Regions from separate parts of the Homo sapiens genome. Here region 1 is linked to region 2. A link is a contact called in ENCODE Hi-C or POLR2A ChIA-PET data. All regions are on one chromosome and are shown on one strand. The core of a region is the stretch at or near the end of the contact, and the rest is flanking DNA. Distances in the headings are between cores, read along the strand shown.

What was found. Hi-C counts contacts between places; a loop is a spot of excess contacts on that map. ChIA-PET counts read pairs that join two places held with the same protein, here RNA polymerase II (POLR2A). Pooled maps may share reads with other maps.
Region 1: a map of CD4-positive, alpha-beta T cell shows a loop between it and region 2 (9-fold over the local background). The contact joins the promoter of PSMB7 here to the promoter of RAB14 in region 2. A Hi-C loop is called at or near these places in 1 of 168 maps with a recorded cell type or tissue (CD4-positive, alpha-beta T cell) and 4 of 50 pooled maps. POLR2A ChIA-PET finds 5 or more read pairs at or near these places in 1 of 52 experiments (BJ).

What each region holds. Positions count from the first base shown.
Region 1 is chr9:124,411,654-124,416,901 of GRCh38, forward strand. It overlaps PSMB7 (proteasome 20S subunit beta 7), which reads right to left and starts at 3,789. Exons shown (of 8, transcript NM_002799.4): 1 at 3,711-3,789; 2 at 3,189-3,282; 3 at 2,255-2,352; 4 at 699-839. The coding sequence starts at 3,772. RefSeq lists enhancers at 1-1,187, 3,696-3,745.
Region 2 is chr9:121,199,934-121,205,495 of GRCh38, forward strand. It overlaps RAB14 (RAB14, member RAS oncogene family), which reads right to left and starts at 1,936. Exons shown (of 8, transcript NM_016322.4): 1 at 1,706-1,936. It also overlaps a transcript of GSN not described here and the pseudogene RN7SL181P. RefSeq lists silencers at 1,118-1,367, 1,388-1,857 and enhancers at 1,550-2,049, 1,868-2,087, 2,358-2,517.

The DNA of each region.
Region 1 (5,248 bases), core at 2,539-5,038, 3.2 Mb after region 2:
GTAATGACGCAATTATTAAAGGAGAAAGAGAAACAAAACTACTAATATGAGCTGTGAGTCAGCAGAGAATGAAGGTCAGGTCAGGCAAGCTACTGCACCTCTTTAAACCTCAATTTCTTCACTTACAAATAGGAGACGCTAATAGTCCCTATCTCAGAGTTAAAAGGATGAAATCGTGCATAAAGCGCTTTAGCATAGGTCCTGGAACAGAGTAAGAGGTAGATAAAGGTTGGTTAATATTAATATTATCATACCCACTGACAGCCAATTATAAATATCACTTTTCATTCACTGTTATTTTGCCCCTAAAGGGAGGGGGTGGGGGGAAGGAGAGACAATCATTTGGGTTTGTGTTTATGGGGAGGAGAGAGTAGTTTCACAAGACAACTTGATAGTTCCTCCAGCTATAACTTTCTTACCGTGAACAAAAAAGTTTCTCTTATCCAGTAATATCCCTATGCTCCAGGAAATGACTCAACTGGTGACATGTGATTTACTCATGAAAAAAATCAGGCCCCAGAAATTCAAATGCACCATCAAAAACCATTTAAAATGGCTCTTTAATATAACAACTGATTTCCGGAACAAAATGTGTATTTCTGAATGTGTTTTTGCTACTTTCCAGGCTTCTCTTGGCTGAAAAAAATCTAAGATATGAGAAGAAGATACTAGTAGGAATCCCCATTCTGGAAACTTACCTGAAAAGCATCTGCTTCAGCATCCGATTGGCTGTCACAACTCTGGGAAGACGGCCAGTGGAGAGGGAGTGGAGCTCCAGGTTGGAAGAAATGAGCTGGGTTGTCATGTCTGTGTCTGCAGCTGTCCCAGCACCACAACAACTGAAAAATCCAATTAGAAACTTAGCTGAAATCCAATTACCAGAGGGCTCAATTAGAAGTAATGGGTTCTTGGATAACTTCCATGAAGTTCAGGTACAGAGAGATGTTTTTGAGTATATCTATGCTGTAACTTCTCTGTTTAGTCAACCTTAAATAAACAGAAAATTGAGAATATGCATCTAGTTATATGCAAATACATTATCTATGGCCCAATGGAACACATGAAATTATTGGTTTCTGTGATAACAGTGTGTGCATTCCATTAATGCTACAAATATATCCAAGTTGTACAGAAGTGCCAGGTGTGTTAACTCTTGCAATTCAACATCTACCAAGTATTTACTATCAGATACCAGTAATTACACTAAGCACTGGGAATAAAGAAAATATGAGAGGCCTTGTGCTCAAAGTTGAGTGTAAGATACACAAGAAGACAAAAATTATAACACATAATTTAATACACAGTAATAGCATAGGTACAAAATCCTACGGGAAACCGGAGGAGAAGGTAATTGATTCTGATCATTAAGAAAAGGTTTCAGGCTGGGCATGATGGCTCATGCCTGTAATCCCAGCACTATGTGAGACCCAGGCGGGAGGATCACTTGAGGCCAGAAGATCAAGATCAGCCAGGGCAACATAGTGTGACCGCATCTCTCCCAAAAAAAAAAAAAAAAAAAAAAGAACGAAAAAAATGTTTAAAAAAAGGAAAAGGTTATATATGAGCTGGAATAAAAACACTCTACAAGCAGAGAAGGCAGAGTTTCTAAATAGAATCTCACATAAGCAACGGTAGAATAGCTTGGAGATGAGGGAAATAGGGACAGTTCAGACGTAACTGGAGCACAGGGTGATGGCAACTGAAAAAGACGCTTGAAGGGTAGGCTTTCTATGAGACTGTGCAAGGCCACAGAATTTTGATTTTTATCCTAAAAGCCATGTGGAAATGTGACAAGTCTCTTGAAAAGCTTTTTAAGAAAGGGATGCCATCAGATCTATGTTTTACAAAATCCAGTATGGCAGAAGAGTGAACAATAGGATGCCTAAGAGAGGCCAATTAAATGGTAACTGCAATAGTCCAGCTAAGAAAAAAGAACCTCTATGGTTCAAGTTAATGTTTGAAAAAAAGAAAAAGAAAAAAGAACCCAAACTAGAGCCTTAGCAAAGGAAAGGATAGGAGGGAATGGATTCAAGAGGCACAGAGAGGGCAAAACTGGCCACCAATTCAATTGGAGACTGAAGCAAAGAGAGGACTTGAAGTTACTGGCTTAGGTAACAGGTGGCTGGAAATGCCATTTAAGGGAGACAGAAAATACAGGTTGAAAAACAGGTTTTAGTAAGGAGCACAGGAAGGTCAATTTTTAGCCCTGACATGTTTGAAAATATAAGAGTTATTCAAACGAATCAATACTTACTAAATATTAGGAGATATGAAGTGTATTTTTGAACAGTTCTTGTCAGCAACAACCATCCCTTCAGTTGCTCTTGTATCTGCTCCAAGAACTATGCCATCCTATTAAAAAAAAAAGTTTTTAAACAATTTTACAAATATAAGCCAACCGCAACTCTCTATTCTACTTTAGGGAATACTATGTTGGCCATACCACATGCTCCCCTAATCTCAAAACGCCAGCCAAAACTCATAGCAAAAATATTGTGCTACACTTTCAGGATTTAAGAAAAGGTTTCTTAGTAAATGCTACTAATTGAATCCTGAGTAGGTAAGAATTATTCCCATTTTCAAGTGAGGCTCAGGTGTCGGGTAAATTCCTTGTAAATCAGAGCTAATCTGGAAAAAACCTGGATTAAGACTCAGGAATCTTTCCATTAAATTAGCCATCACTATCAATTTCCTTTTAAAACATGTTGCTTTTCTTTAAAACATGTTGCACAGGTAATCATTATCCCTTTTGACGTTTCCAACAATTTAAGGCAGGAGTTATCTCCATTTGATGCATCTGAAGGTGTCCCTGTGAGAAGGAAAGTGAGCTGCCAGAAGTTGGAATCAGCACTATAGAGTTCAAAGGTGAGACAGACCTGTCTGACCCCAAATCTCGTGATCTCCCATCACATACTTCAGCTTCCTAAACTAGTAATTAAGAAGCTAACTGACCTGTTTAAAAAAAAAAAAAAGAAAGAAAGAAAAAACCTCAGCAAAGTGAGGAAAGAACATAAACTGTTAAGAAGCACACAAAACCTGACAAAAGCAGTCGCTCCTGAAAGACGGTCTCCTGATGTATTCTATAGCATTTGCCTTTCCAGACCGAGCCGGGAGAGACACCGGAAGCCAAGTGTTCTGATTCCTGTTGCCGGTTCAGTCACTGCTGCTCTTAGCCTAACCCGGCTTACCTTATAGACCACCCCAGCGATGGTCGTGCCAGTTTTCCGGACCTTTGGAAGCTTGTATCCCCTCTTTGCAAAATCGGCTTCCAAGACGGCATTCCTAAGAGCAAATGAGAGAATCAAGTGTTGAAGGGCAGGACCACATCGCACAGCACTGGCATGAAAAGTGCCTAACAGAGAACTCAGGAAAGCTGCTACTTGTTTTCACGCCCATCTGTTTAATGAATCCTCCCACCATCAGCACTGTTCTCCCGTTTTCCAACGAAGACAGTCTTACAAAGGGGCCGTGACGTGCCTTAGGAGACGGAGATAAACGGTGGCCGAGTGCGCTGGGAAGGTGGGAGAGCAGACCCGGCTTCAGGAGAAACCCACGCCCAGGCCCTGATTCCCCTGAGTCACACTAGCCGCGGGCCACAGGCCCCGCCATGAATTCTTCCCTCAGAATTCTCGTATCACACCTTGGCCCAGCTCCCACCCGAGCACCGCACTCTTCTCCCTCCCTGAACCAAGCCCCAAGCAAGGCGGCACCTGCGGCAGTTATCAAAAGAGAAGCCTCCAACTGGTGGAGCATACACCGACACAGCCGCCATCTTCCCAAGAAAGCAGTTCCGGGTCGGAGGCGGGTGCAAACAAAAAGAGCCGAGCACTTCCGGCGTCGCTGGCAACGGGGGCTGAAGGGGCGGGGCAAACGCCGCACTAGAACGATTGATCTTAGAGATTCTGGTTCCTAGAGAGGCCAGAGATGTTTGAAGTATATCGCCCCAAGTGGCACGGAGGAGAAAGTGACACCCGGAACCGGGAAAGGACTTGTCCAAGGTGAACGCACCAGCGACCAGGTCTCCTGCCGCTCAGACTGGACTTGTTTCTACCGTTAATTTGGTTCTGCGGTGCTTCAGAGACAGACAGACCCAAGTCCCAGGCACAGCCCCACCACCCCCTTGCGTTAAGCAAGTCTCTTCAACTCTCTGAATCTGTTTCCTCCGCTATCAGATGGAGATTACAACCTAGCTCAAAAGGCTGCTGTAGAATGGCCATTAAGTCTGTGAAAAGAGGCTCAACATGATTAGTCATAGGGTGAATGCAAAGCACGACCACAGTGAGATCCCACTTCGCACCCGCTAGGATGGCCATAAACAAAAAGACAGAAAAGCGCAAGGGTTGCGAGAGTGTGGAGAAATTGGAACCCGAATACACGGCTGGTGAGAATGCAAAACGGTGCGGCTGCTCCGGAAAACAATTTGGCAGTTCCCCAAAAAGTATTATCCTCTTAGATACGCACCCGAGAGGGTTGAAGACATGTATTCACAAAAACTTCTACAAAGGTGAGGTAGAAGGCAGGCCTCCATTCAGAGATGGGGCTGAGATACCTGACCAAATTGAGGACTAGCTAAAACAGGGCCTGGACGGAAGCTGTCTTCCCTAAGACTCGCTCACCAGCCAGCCAAGTCAGTTTACCGTTGCCATGGCAACACTCGTGAGTTACCGCCCCTTTCCATGGCAGTGGCACCATAAACCAAAAGTTACTACCCCTTCCCTAGAAATGCCTGCATAAACCACCCCTTAATCTGCATGTAATTAAAAGTGTGTATAAATATGACAGCAAAACTGCCCTGACACTCTGCCTAAGAGGGTAACCCTGCTCTGCAGGAGCAGTCATGGAGCTGTAACGCCGCCACTTCAATAAAGCCGTTTTCTTCTGCCTCTAACTTGCCCTTGAATTCTTTCTTGGGCAAAGCCAAGAACCCTTGTGGGCTCAGCCGCACTTTGGGGCTTACCTGCCCTGCGTCAAAAGGGGTCTCATTGGCTGGGCGCGGTGTCTCACGCCTGTAATCCCAGCACTTTGGGAGGCCGAGGTGGGCGGATCATGAGGTCAGGAGATTGAGACCATCCTGGCTAACACGGTGAAACTCCGTCTTTACTAAAAATACAAAAACTTAGCCAGACGTGGTGGTGGGCACCTGTAGTCCCAGCTAGTCAGGAGGCCGAGGCAGGAGAATAGCTCGAACCAGGGAGGCAGAAGTTGCAGTGAGCTGAGATCACGCCACTGCACTCCAGCCTGGGCAACA
Region 2 (5,562 bases), core at 686-3,185:
ATTAAACACCCACTATGTGCCTGGCACTGTTACAGGCACTGATTTACTATATGCCAAGCAATGTGCTAAGGGCTTTCTTTAAACCCCATTTAATCCTAGCAACAACTCTAAGATGCAGGTCCAATTATCCCCTTTATAGATAAGGACACTGAGTCCGAAAGGTTAAGTAACTTGCTTAAGATCACTTAACTAGGAAGTGGCAGTACTGGAGGGAGAACCCTTGACAGTATGACTCCAAAACTCTTAACCACGACATACCTCTAGGCATGATCAAATAAAACTGCCTAAACAGAACTTGGAAGAAAAAATTTGGAAAGGCTTGGGGGAATAAAGGGGTAGGAGCTGGATTACTGCAAGGTCAAGTTTGTCTTCAACAATCAAATCTAAATAAAAGGCAGTTGTTCCTCTACAATATTTACCTTAGAAAAATAAAAGAATTTTTTAAAGGCAGTTGGGATAGTAACGAAATGAGCAGTAAACTTTGCAAGAGTTCAAATCTGGGCTCTGACACTTGCTGTGGGGTCACCAGGAAGGCACCTGTCCTCTTGGAACCCGTTTCTTCTTCATATATGAAACTGAAATCCTGGCATCTCTCCTTTGGGGTTTGTAAGCATGAGGATTTGCCAGTGTAGTGGTTGACTTTATGGACTTTAGGTCATAAAAGGGTAATCAGCTGTCATCCAATGCGAACACAGTAAAAAAGGAATAAAGTTGTAACTACATTATAAATGGTCATGTCTGTAACCCTAGCCTAATTTTTGAATGTAGTACAGAAACCACCAGCCACAGTGTGAGCCGAAGCCAGTTTGTAATGTACCATCAACAGCCAGACACACATCACAACTTTAGGCCTCAGTTTCCTCACTTATGAAGTGGAGACAACTTATCTCCGAGGGCTACGCGGGGCAAGATAAATAGGTACAAAAATACATAAATATGTACCTGGCCCACAGTTAAAACGCTTAAAACACTCCAGCTCTGTCGTCTTCTCTTAGATTCTAGAAATGCCACAACTTTCTCTTATTTCTAGATGCTCTGTAGGTTCAGGGCCGTAGAGGCTGTCCACGGGCCTCACAGGAACGCACCAAAACCAGGACATCGCAAGCACAGGCGCACAGACCCAGACCCCGGCCCCGGCCCGGCCCGGCTGCAGGGCCGGGCTCCCCACATCGACAAGGACACCGGAGCTGCCCCGAGACGCCAAGAGGGCTGCGAAGAGCTGCCTTTGTACTCAGAGCCAGACGCGGCCTACGGGACGGGACCGCCACGTCTGGGGCTTGCGGGCTGCAGGGCGGCGCGGCACGCGTGGGTACACCCTGCGGGGGCGGGCTGCGGCCGCGGGGAACAGCGGCGAGAGGGGGGCCCGCGGGAGATGCGGTCCTGCCCAGCCGCGCCGAGAAGGCGGGGAAGGCGAGGCCGGAACACACCCTTCCCTGCACGCCTCGGAGCGCCCCGCCGGTTGGGGAGGGCAGGAGGCTCAGGCCGGAGCCGCGCAGGGGACACCTCCGCCCCCGCCCAGGAGTCCTGTCAGGCCGGCGCCGCGGCGCTCACCGCCGACCCACGGGCTAGCCACGGCCTGACGGGGCCTGGCCCCGGGGCGCCGCCCGCCTGCGGCCCAGTCTCCACCGTCCCCACACACGCCCCTCTGAAGAACCCGGCGCGAGGAGGTATCAGCCGGCCGGACACTACGGAAGGCCCGGGTTACCTGGGGGGTTGCTGGTGGCTGGGCAGCTTTCCGGGCGGGAGGGGGGCGTCAGGACCAGGAACAGGAGTGCGGACGCAGCGGGAGAGGGGGCGGGGGCGGTCGACCGAGGCGCCGGCAGGTACACTGGCAGGCCGAGAGGTGCAGACGCGCCGGCAGCAGTAGCGGCAGTAGCAGTGGCAGCGGTGACTGCTCCTGTGCTCCCTCAGTATCTTCCTCGGGCTGGTCCAAGATGGCGGCGCTCCCTGCACAGGGTTTCCTGTCACCCTCGCAATGGGCCGGACCACAAAAGAAGGGGGAGAAGATGCGCGCGCAGCTGGCGGAGCCCGGAAGAGGGTGGCTGAGGCCAGCCCGCTAGCCACGCCCCTTCCTCAGCCCTCACCTCTGGACTTGTCGCGCCGCCGCTGAGGCCCGCCCCACGGGCGCTCGCGCCCGGAGGGAAGGTGGAAAGCGCGTATGCGCAAGCGCAGTCGCGTGTCCTCGCCTCTTGGGGGAGCTACTGCGCAGGTCTGCGTGGAACCTGGTGGGGTGCGCCTGCGTCTTGGAGAACTAGGGTTGTCGCTCGTGGAGACTTTTGAACAATTTTTAAAGCCAACATTTACCACTTATTGGACGCTTACCGTATACTGGCCACCATGCTAAGCATGCATTTACTGCATTCATTCAACGTGTATTTATGGGGGCATTTACTGTATATACCGCTGTATGCTTCGTATATACCGGTCCTGTCCAACAAACGTCGGAGGCACGCATCCCCATTGTATCCATGGAGAAACTGAGGCTCAGGTTGGTCAACTCTCTTGTCCAAGATCACGCAGCTAGGAAGTGACCCTGCATTTCATCTCTATTTTGACTTCACTTTGGGGTTGCCTTTGACAGGGTGAGAGAAATGTGATATTTTTCACAATTTGTCTACCACCTGCCATCTTCCAACTTGCTCTGCCATAATCACTGCCCCAGAAGGTTTCGTGCTTTTCGGGTGCAGGGACACGTTTTGACTTTCTTGGACCCTGAGCACTTTTGCCTTGTGGCTTGTACATTACACACACACATATATTTCACACACATGTAAGTTAAATATATGTATAAATATTTAACATATTTTACAACTGCATTGATATAAACATGACGTATCAATATTATATAACAAAATATTTTCTCTGACCTGAAAGTTCATTTTTTTCTTCTGACTTTAAAAGAATGTAAGCCGGCCGGGCGCGGTGGCTCACGCCTGTAATCCCAGCACTTTGGGAGGCCACGACGGGCGGATCACGAGGTCAGGAGATCGAGACCATCTTGGCTAACACGGTGAAACCCCGTCTCTACTAAAAATACAAAAAAATTAGCCGGGCGTGGTGGCGGGCGCCTGTAGTCCCAGCTACTCGGGAGGCTGAGGCAAGAGAACGGCGTGAACCCGGGAGGCGGAGCTTGCAGTGAGCCGAGATCGCGCCACTGCGCTCCAGCCTGGGCAACAGAGCGAGACTGTCTCAAAAAAAAAAAAAAAAGGAACGTAAGCAAGGAGGGCTGGTAGTCTGCGCCTGTAATCCTAGCTACTGGGGAGGCTGAGGAGAGAGGATCGCTTGAGCCCAGGAGTTCTGGGCTGTAGTGCACTGTGTCACTAGATAGAGTGTCTGCACTTAAGTTCAGGAGGGAGGGACCACCCAGGTTGCCTAAGGAGGGATGAACCGGCCCAGGTCGGAGATGGAGCAGGTCAAAACTCCCGTGCTGATCAGTAATGGGATCATACCTGTGAACAGCCACTGCACTCCAGCCTGGGCAACATGGGGAGACCCTGTCTCTAAAATAAATAAATATTCATTTTTGTTGGCCCCTAAAAGTATTGGAGGCCCTAAGCCCTGTGCATACTGTACTGTGCCTAATGGATAAGGTGGCCCTGCCTTAGTTCCCCACCCCCAAATTAAATCAATCTTTCTCTTAGCGTTCAGGACCTTTTATGAACTGGTTCTGCCATGAACAAGTGAGATTTCACTGTAAAAGTGTGTGCCAGTTTGTACATCTCATATTTTCAGAGACCTGGGTTCGAATTCCTGCTCTATAATCTAATGGTATGCAGTTGTGCATGTCACTTGATTTCTGAGATTGTCAGTCTTTTCTGCAATATGAAAATAGTAATATCTCTCTCAAATAGGTCTTTGTGAAAATTAAATGGGATAGTATATGCAAAATATCTGGTATATAATAAGAAATGGAAATGATTATTACATGATAATCTAATCTAAGGTGATATTGAAATCCTTTTGCAACCCTAGAGGTCTAGGCTTCTATTTCCACATTCTTTAATAAGTATAGTTTGTTGTCACACTTTAACATTTTTGAAACTAAGAAATTTGCCTGTGCCAAGTAAAGGAGAAAACTGTGAACCAATGATCATTAATTGCCCAGGTATGAACTTAGACCTGGCTAGTAAGTTTCCTTATAGCCATTATCACCTGAAGGGAGATCTTTATGTATAGCTGATGTTTATTCAACACTTACTATGTACCAGCAACTGTCCTAAGAATCATGCATATTTTCTCATTTAATCCTTACCACATCCGCATGAAGTCAGTACTATATTTACCCCATTTTATGAATGAAAAAACTGAGTGTCATACAGATCTAAAGTCGTTTAGGTGAAAATTGGGTGGGACTTAAATCTGGCAACATGTGACCTCAGGGCTGTACTAAGCCCTATTCCATTTCCTCCCTTATTTGCTCTTGTTTCACAATAGCCAGCTTAAATGCAGGTCCCTAACTGCTGCTTTCCTATGTGAAAGACATTACACTTTGATGCAGCTTTGAACAGAAACACTCTTGTGGATGCAGAGTGCCTATCACATGCTAAGGAATGCAATTAAAAAACAGTAGGAATGGTCAATTCTTTTAATAAGTCCCAGAATTTTCAAAGTGAGGAGAGTGTATGTGACCAGTTGCAGCATAATTAAGAGGGACTGTCCATTGGGTGCCAAACATCCATTGGGGTTTCTACTTAACTTTTTTAAAAAGTTGTTTCTATAAGAAGAGATGTATACATGGAATAGTCACTGCAGCACTGTTTGTAATAACAAAAAACTAGAGACAAACTAAATGTCTATCACTAGAAAGCTGTAATAGTAAATTATAGTACATCTATATTGTGAAATACTATGCAGCCATCAAAAAGAATGAGGCCCATGTATATGTCCTGATATGGAACAATGTCTAGGAAATACTTGGAGGGAAAAAAGCAAGGTGCAGAAAACTAAATAGTATGCCAACATTTGTTAAACTATAAGAGGAGGGCAAAGAAGACATGTATGTTTATGTAACTAGACATTGAGAGGGGTTTATTCCATGTATACATCTCTTCCTATTGTCCTGGATCTGTTGCTGAAGCCCAAACTTGAAAATAAAAAGCCCACAAGGAGCTCACATTCTACACTGAAAAAACTGCCAGTGGCTGGGGCCAGCTACCTTCTAGCAGGGAATTTGAAGAGCAGTTGTTGAAGAAGTCAGCTCTTGACCAACTTCTACCTCCACTCCACTACTCCCTCACCTATTCCCCATTTCCAACCCCATCCCCACAGACACACCATCACCAGTAATCTGTGGAAAGAAAGATTGGAGACATGGGAGGGAAGTCAGCCTTTAGGGAAATTGTAATGTCATGGAAAGAGACGCCTTCTTTCTGTCCCCTCATGGAGACTGTGTCCTCATCTAGAACCAAAGGAGAGGGGCTCCAAAAGAATCACCAGTGAGGATTGGGTGTGCCTGCAGGAAGATGGGACTGACAACTCCCTGGATATCTATCTGTTTGGGCAGCACTGATCTGCTCTGCCCTATTGCTTCCTGCACAAAGGAGAACACAGATGGAGAGAGAC